2 separate regions of the Homo sapiens genome follow, and region 2 is linked to region 1. A link is an interaction called in ENCODE POLR2A ChIA-PET data of the cell type or tissue named here. Cell type or tissue: B cell. All regions are shown on one strand.

What was found. ChIA-PET counts read pairs that join two places held together with the same protein. Peaks named below come from ENCODE experiments on the same cell type or tissue, not always from the same donor. Only the 100,000 strongest peaks of a DNase experiment are listed, where the experiment ranks them.
Region 2: POLR2A ChIA-PET joins it to region 1 with 5 read pairs; 1 of 35 experiments calls an interaction of 5 or more read pairs at or near these places.

What each region holds. Positions count from the first base shown.
Region 1 is chr1:24,953,277-24,957,276 of GRCh38, reverse strand. All of the region lies in intron 1 of RUNX3-AS1 (RUNX3 antisense RNA 1), which reads right to left. It also overlaps a transcript of RUNX3 not described here. Among named protein-coding and RNA genes, the nearest start is that of RUNX3-AS1, 25 kb to the right of the region's middle. RefSeq lists enhancers at 1,804-1,853, 1,894-2,043, 2,084-2,263, 1,305-2,504 and a silencer at 3,001-3,060. In B cell, no CTCF peak of the experiment used is centred here; DNase peaks (open chromatin) are centred at 96, 2,196, 3,116 and 3,329.
Region 2 is chr1:24,703,124-24,707,123 of GRCh38, reverse strand. No RefSeq gene overlaps it. Among named protein-coding and RNA genes, the nearest start is that of CLIC4, 40 kb to the left of the region's middle. In B cell, no CTCF peak of the experiment used is centred here; a DNase peak (open chromatin) is centred at 1,653; H3K4me3 peaks cover 1,261 bases; H3K27ac peaks cover 308 bases.

The DNA.
Region 1 (4,000 bases):
CCCCTTCACTGTCTGGCTTCTTCTTTGAAACACTTGTTGGCGCGAGCCTGAGCACTCCGGTCCAATCGGTGCAGGCAGCGTGAAGGTTTAGGTTCCTCTTTGGGGTTTTCTTTCGAGTCTGGGAAAAGTGTTTTTGGCAAAAGGTTCAGACTTACGTGTGGGCGGAAAGGGCAGACGCATATAACTTATGATTTGAAGGGTGACCAAAGTCAGCCCCCTCCAAACATCCTTCAACGTGGGACATGGTGACTGAGATTCCACCAGCACATGCAGTCCCTGTGGGGGGGAGCTTTTGTAAATGCAGGTCCCTTCCCATCATGCACACCTGAGTGTCCACAGTCTGCCTGATTCCTTGGCCTTTGTTGAGAGGAGTTAAAAGGCTGGAGCAGAGGAAACAGAGGGCATCTGGGGGACGGAACGCTTGGAGAACGCAAAGGGAAAGGCGGATGGAGTGGAAAGGGGTGGGGAGGAAAGGAGGGGTCCATTTTGGTCATGCCCCTATTCCCAAACCCAACTTGCCTGGGCACCAGGGCTGAGGACCAGCACCTGTGGCTTGGCCTCCAGTGCTCCTTCCTCAAGCCTGAGTTCTGTCCCACCCCACCTCCGTGGGGTAAGCAGGGGCAGGAGGGGAGGCCTGCTGACGTACCTCCCCCAGCTCTTCGCACCCCTGTGTCTCGGGAAGAGGTGCTAGGTCCAGGGGGGGTGGAGAAAGGACCTCCAAGTCAGAAGTGATAAAGAGCCCATGGAGAGAGCCTGGTGCCCCCACATCTCCTACAGAGCAGCTATATCCCTTCCCAGGGGGAGAGAAAGCCACCTCTGAGAGCAAAGCCACCTCAGAAAAAAGACTAGAGGGAAACACTGAAAAGTCCATAGTAGTTAATACTGTGTGGTCCGCCATGATGGCAGGTAACCTTTATTTTATATTCTTTTGATTATTGTGTATTTTCCAAACTTTTAATACTTGTAAATTTAAGGGAAAACAATTTTTGTTTTCAGAGAAAGAAAGAGGAAGAGGCAGTCCCACCCTCCCAGGAACAGGCAAGCTGGGGCTCCCATCAGCCTGAGCTCCAGCCTGGGAACGGCCTGCTCCCACCCAGGCAAGGCCCTGCTGGCCACCCTGCTCTCTGTTCTTCTTCCCAAATCACTGTGTCTGTCACCTGCCTCCTTGGCTCTGCCCTGTCGGGCTGTGGAGCAAGGGTCTGCCCCGGGCTGCGCAGAGCCATGCATACAGTAGGTGCTCAGGAAATGCTTGTGACCTGAGGTGTGGTCCCAATCTGCAGACAGTTTCCCTGGAGAGGTGGGCCTACGTCCCCAGCGGACTTAGGATGTGAGGTGGGCGAATTGGTTGCTGCTGATTCATTCAATGAACATTTATTGAGCATCTACTGCATGCAAGCACTGTTCTGGGCACTGGAGATGCAGAAGTGAACACAATGGACAAAGATGCCTTCTCCCTGGGGCGCCACATTCCTGTGATGTGTGGAGAGAGACTGCCTCAGGAACCACCCTCCCCCCCAGTGTTTTTCAGTGTCCCAGCTTTCCATTTATAGATGGGGAAACTGACACTCAGAGAGGAGGCAGTCCTTGCCTGAACCCCGACAGCCAGGGAGTTGCAGATGCTGTTCTAAGCTCCAGAGCCTCGAGATTCAGCCCAGACCTTAGCCTACCAAGCCCTACTAAGGTAGGCTCTCTCCTCTGGCCACCCACACCCCTCTGGCTTAGGTCCTTCCTACCTATGCAGAATCTTGGCCTCCTGGCACTTCCATAAATGCTCTGGATTCCCCATTAAATCCTCATCACAGCTCCGTGTGCTGGGCATCACCACCTCCATTGTGGAGATGAAAACAGACTCAGGCAGATGGTGGGACTTGCTGCAACTAATGTTTAAGAAGAGGAAAGAGGACCTTGAGTCATCCTGTGGTCTGTCTGACATCAAACCAGCCCGTCAAACTCTCCCTTCTGCCCGGAAGATATCTTCTCTTCCTTGGCCTGAGGGCACCACCTCCATGGAGCCCTCCCCGATACCTCTAAGCGAGGTGATTCATATCCTCCTCTATGCAACCACAGCATCTTCAGGCCCTTCTCAAATACTTCCTGAAGTCTTTCTAGAAAGGGTGGAATCTGAGATGGGTCTAGAAAGGGCAGATCTGGGGAGGAAGGAACCTTGCTGGTACAAGCAGAGTGAACAGCATGGGCAAAGGTATGGAAGAAGGATCACACAAAAGGATTACATGGAGATGGAAGGTTTATGGGTCCTGTGGAGGGCTTGAGGGAGAGGAGACTGAGGAAGAAGGTGGGCCAGGCCTGGGGTTGGTCATGGCTTCAGGACACAGGGCTCCAGGACTGAACCAAGCTGGGCCGTGATGTGGGGCAAAGCATCCCATGATGCACAGGGCGGTTCTCTGAAATAGGCCAGTGTAGACATGGCCTTGAGGGTAGGTACGTGTGTGAACAGAGACCACAGGGGCCTCCCGCACCCACTCACGAGCCCTGTTTTTATCAGTCTCTAGACACACACCTGAGCAGCCGAAGCACACTTGCTCTGAGGCACGTAGAGGGCTCCGTGGATGGCCACGTCCGTGGTTGGACAAGGACAAGGGCGAAGGCTTAGAGCAGCTGAAGGGAAACCTGTCCTGGGGAGAATCCCAGGGCTAGTGACGGCGGCATGATTTTCAGGGCACAGTGCAAAATGAAAATACAGGATCCCTTGTTCAAAAATCAGTAAGAATTTCAGGACAGCGACCACAGAACACGAAACCAAGCATGAGGCCCTTCTAAGCAAGGGACCCTGTGCAACTGCCCAGGCCTGAAAATAAGCCTCTGTCTGCCTTTCCTTCCTTCCCTGGACTTGTGTGGGCTTCCATTCTTTATGAATCCACAGTGTTAAAATAATAATAAGTGAAGCCTTGGGTGAGAGCATAGCTTGAAGATTTTAGAACCAGTAAGAACATTAGGGAAAACATGACTCCAACCAACGTCCCCACCCTGTCTGCATTTTACGTTGTAGAACACCTGAAGGATCTAAGAAATTTAAAAATAAGCTCGGTAATCTCAACACCCAGAAAAAACCACTATCATTCGGTGTGTTTCCTTCCAGTCTATTTTTACCCCATGTCTTGTTTTTGCCTCTGTGGGTCTCTTTCCTCCATGTGTGAGGCCATGCAGATATGTCTGAGAACCTCAACAAGAATATCAATAGGCTGGGGCATGGCGGCTCCCGCCTGTAATCCCAACACTTTGGGAGGCTGAGGCAGGAGGATAACTTGAGCTCAAGAGGTGAAGGCTGCAGTGAACTATGATCGTGCCACTGCACTCTAGCTTGGGCGACAGAGCAAGACCTGGTCTCCAAAAAAAAAAACCACACATTAACAGTCATTACAGGTTGAACATCCCTTACCCAAGATGGCTGGGACCAGAAGCATTCAAATTTAGGACTTCTGATTTTGTCAGATTTCGGAATAGTTGGATTATACTTCAGTCCAAAATCCAAAATTCTCCAATGAGCATTTCCTTTGAGTACCATGTTGGCCCTAAAAAAGTTTTGGATTTTGGAGCATTTCAGATTTTAGATTTTTGAATTAGGGATAATCAACCTGTATAGGTGTTAGGATATGTCTAAGAAGAATCTAGAACGGCACCGTCCCGTAGGATTCTCTGTGATGATAGTAATGTCCCATGTCTGTGCTGCCCAACACAGTAGCCACCAGGGGCACGTGAATCCCGAGCGCTTGAAACGTGGCTACTGTAACTGAGGAACTGAATTTTTTATCTTATTTCATTTTAACTATTTTCATTTAGATAGCATTTAAGTATTTTCATTTAAAAGCTAATGGCTACTTTGTAGGGCTATGCAGATCTGTTTTTTTTTTTTTTTCATTTTTCTTTTCTTTTCTTTTCTTTTTTTTTTTTTTTTCAGACGGAGTCTGGCTCTGTCGCCCAGGCTGGCGTGCAGTGGCGCAATCGCACTCACTGCAAGCTCCGCCTCCTGGGTTCACGCCAT
Region 2 (4,000 bases), 250 kb after region 1:
TTCCACAAATATAATGTCCTTTCAGCCAAGAAAAATGTTAAAACATGGCCAGGCAATGGTGGCTCATGCTTGTAATCCCAACACTCTGGGAGGTTGAGGCAGGCAGAAGGATTGCTTGAGCCCAGGAGTTTGAGACCAGCCTTGGCAACACCGTGAGACCTTGTCTCTACAAAAAAAATACAAAAATATTACCCGGGTGTGGTGGCACATGCCTGTAGTCCCAGCTACTTGGGAGGCTGAGGCAGGAGGATTGCTTGAGCCCAGGAGTCAAGGCTACAGCAAGCTGTGTTTGTGCCGCTGCACTCCAGCCTGGGTGACAGAATGAGACCCTGTGTCACACACACACACACAAACACACACGCACAATGTGTTTGGGAAATGCTGGATTAAAGTGAAGCAGGCCTCCTCTGATTACAGCGCCTTCAAATGGTGCTTTCTGTGCTAAAGGCAATGCTCTTACCTGTTCTCTGCTGTACTGTAGCCATTAACCCCGTGTGTCTATTGAGCACTTGAAATGTGGCTAGTGAGACCGAATAACTGAGTTTCAAATTTTATTTATGTTTAATTTAAATAGTCCCATGTGTTTAGTGGCTACCATATTGGACAGCACAGTTTCAGTGCCTGTAATATTCTGAAAGTTGTTAAATGGCTTTTCCCAAAATGTTTGGCCAAAGATATTCTTTTTTTCTGTGAGTCTCGCTCTGTCGCCCAGGCTGGAGTGCAGTGGCACAATGTGGGCTCACTGCAACCTCTGCCTCCCAGGTTTAAGCGATTCTCCTGCCTCAGCCTCCTGAGTAGCCGGGATTACGGGCGCCCACCACCACGCCCAGCTAACTTTTTGTATTTTTAGTAGAGACGGGTTTTCACCATGTTGCCCAGGATGGTCTTGAACTCCTGAGCTCAGGTGATCCACCCACCTCAGCCTCCCAAAGTGCTAGGATTACAGGCGTGAGCCACCGCACCTGGCTCCAAAGATACTCTTTCTCTGTGTGGCGTGCTGTTAGTTTCAGTTTGGGAAATGCTCCTCTAGTCCAATCCTCATTGGACAGATGGGGAAACCGAGTCCGAGAGAGGGAAAGGGGCTTCTCAAGGTCACACAGCAAGTTAGACGCACAGCAGAGGCTTGAACTCAGGTTCTTCTCTCCTAGTCCAGCTCCGCCTCTCTGGTCTGTTGACAGCTTTAAGGACTGAAGCCAAACAGAAAGGCAGACACTGATGTTTGTTTAGTGCTCGCTGTGTAGCAGGAGCTCGCAGATACATTAACTCCTTTCATAACCCTGTGAAGTGGGAATTGAGTAGCACAAATATGCACATGGGGAAACGGAGGCCCAAGGAGCTAAGGGACTTGCCGAAAGCACCGTAGGTGGTCATCACTTAGAATTAGAGATGTGTCCAAAATGAGCAAGCAGCAGGAAAAAGGTGGGGAAGCCACAGGAAGGAGAAGAACAGGCTTCAGTAAACAATGAACAAAGAATAGGGGCGGGAGTAGGAGCACACGAAACTGGCACCAGCCCAGAGAAGAATCAGGGTAAGCAAAGAAAATGTTTGCAAAAACCAAAGCCCAAAGGGCCCCTAACCACCACTGCCCAGGAATGGGCGGGTCCCTGGATCTCAGGCAGCCACTTTATAGGCTAGTGTGAATGGGGGAGGGCGGAGGCCGCTGGTGCGAAAGCTCTGCCCAGTAGGGGCAGTCCTGACAAATTGGTGAGTGGGAGAACCAATCAGTTCCTCTCTTTTATGGGGTTTGGATTTACAAGGTTTAAAAATTGTTTCTAGGCCGGAGCGCTGGCTCATTCCTGTAATCCCAGCCCTTTAGGAGGCTGAGGCGGGAGACTCACTTGAGCCTGGGAGTTTGAGACTAGCCTGGGCAACATAGTGAGACCCGTCTCTACAAAAAAATTTAAAAATTATCTGGGCATGGTGGCATCTGCCTGTAGTCCCAGCCACTTGGGAGACTGAAGTGGGAGGATCACCTACCTGAGCCTGGGGAAGTCGAGGCTGCAGTGAGCTGAGATCAAACCACTGCGCTCCAGCCTGGGTGACAAAGCGAGACCCTGTCTCAAAAAAAAAAAAAAAAAAAAAATTGTTTATAGCAGCCAAAGAAGCAAACCGAGGGAATGATTGGTTTGTACTGACTGAAACTGGCATTAATTGCTGCAGCCACAGACATGAGCAGATGAGCAACGGCTAGTTCAGAAGGAGAAAGGATGACTTAAGAGCCCTCTAACAATAATGAATAATGAGGGACAATGGATGACGTCGTGTTTGTGTGGGTAGCCTAACAGCCTCATCCTGGGAGAGATTCAAGACCTCTTGTCTGGGAAGACGGGGGGAGGCGGCGGGAGGGGGCGGGTTGAAAGGAATTAGACAAGCTGCTGGGCCTGGGCAGGCCTCATTTCTTCCCACCCTCCACAACCACACCCCTCTCTGAGTCTGCCCCCACAGCCCTGAGTGGTGGGCGGTGGCCCCTAGACCCCCACGGCTCCCAAGACCAGCCAGCCAGTCAGGTTCCCTCTGCTGAGAATGTGTGATTGAGATCCAGACACCCAGTCTCTGTTGGGTGTTTGAACCAAGAGGACCTATAAAGCTGGGCCTGGGACAGCCAGGGGCTGGGAGAAAGTTCTGAGCAGGGAAGAGAAGAAGAAAGTGGATGTGCAGACCAGAGGGATGGGGCGATGGCGGGTAATGTCATTTTTTTTTCTTTTTCTTTTTCTTTCTTTTTTTTTTTTTTGAGATGGAGTCTTGCTCTATCACCCAGGCTGGAGTGCAGTGGCGCAATCTCAGCTCACTGCAACCTCCGCCTCCTGGGTTCAAGTGATTCTCCTGCTTCAGCCTCCCAAGTAGCTGGGATTACAGGTGCCCGCCACCACGCCCAGCTAATTTTTGTATTTTAGTAGAGACGGGATTTCATAATGTTGGCCAGGCTGGTCTCCAATTCCTGACCTCAAGTGATCCACCTGCCTTGGCCTCCCAAAGTGCTGGGATTATAGGTGTGAGCCACTGTGTCCAACCCGTAATGTCATTTTTTTTTTTTTTTTGAGACAGAGTCTCACTCTGTCACCTAGGCTGGAGTGCAGTGGCGTGATCTTGGCTCACTGCAACCTCCACCTCCTGGGTTCAAGCAATTCCCTGCCTCAGCCTCTCGAGTAGCTGGGATTACAGGCACCCACCACCACGCCAAGCTAATTTTTGTTTTTTCGTTGTTTTTTTTTTTTGAGACGGAGTCTCACTCTGTCGCCCAGGCTGGAGTGCAGTGGCGCAATCTCGGCTCAGTGCAAGCTCCACCTCCTGGGTTCACGCCATTCTCCCGCCTCAGCCTCCCAAGTAGCTGGGACTACAGGCGACTGCCACCATGCCCGGCTAAGTTCTTGTATTTTTAGTACAGAGAGGGTTTCACCATTCACAGGATGGTCTCGATCTCCTGACCTTGTGATCCGCCCGCCTCGGCCTCCCAAAGTGCTGGGATTACAGGTGTGAGCCACCACGCCCGGCCTAATTTTTGTATTTTTATTAGAGACCGGGTTTCACCATCTTGGCCAGGCTGGTCTTGAACTCCTGACCTCGTGATCCACCTGCCTTGGCCTCCCAAAGTGCTGGGATTACAGGTGTGAGCCACCGCACCCGGCCCATAATGTCATTTAAAAAAAAAACTTTCTGTGTTTGTTTCTGGCCCGTTTGGGAGCACTGGCTGAGTTTCCTGCCCTTGGGTTGCACAGGGATCCTGCCAGTAAATTCCCCCTTCCCCATTTATGCTTAAACAGAGTGAATGGGTTCTGCTGCCCTTGTAACTAAAGTGAGGCATGCGTGTGTGTGTGTCTAGGTATTGGGGGAAATGGATTAAATGCTGTGTGCCTACGAGAGCCTGTTTTCCTTGTGAGGGTATATCCTTGATTGTGGACTCTTTACTCTGAGCCCCCCAGTCTTCCCATTTGACTTGAGGGGTTGGAGGAGAAGAGGCTTTGTTCCCGACAGCCAGCTTTCTATTGTATGAGCCTTTGCC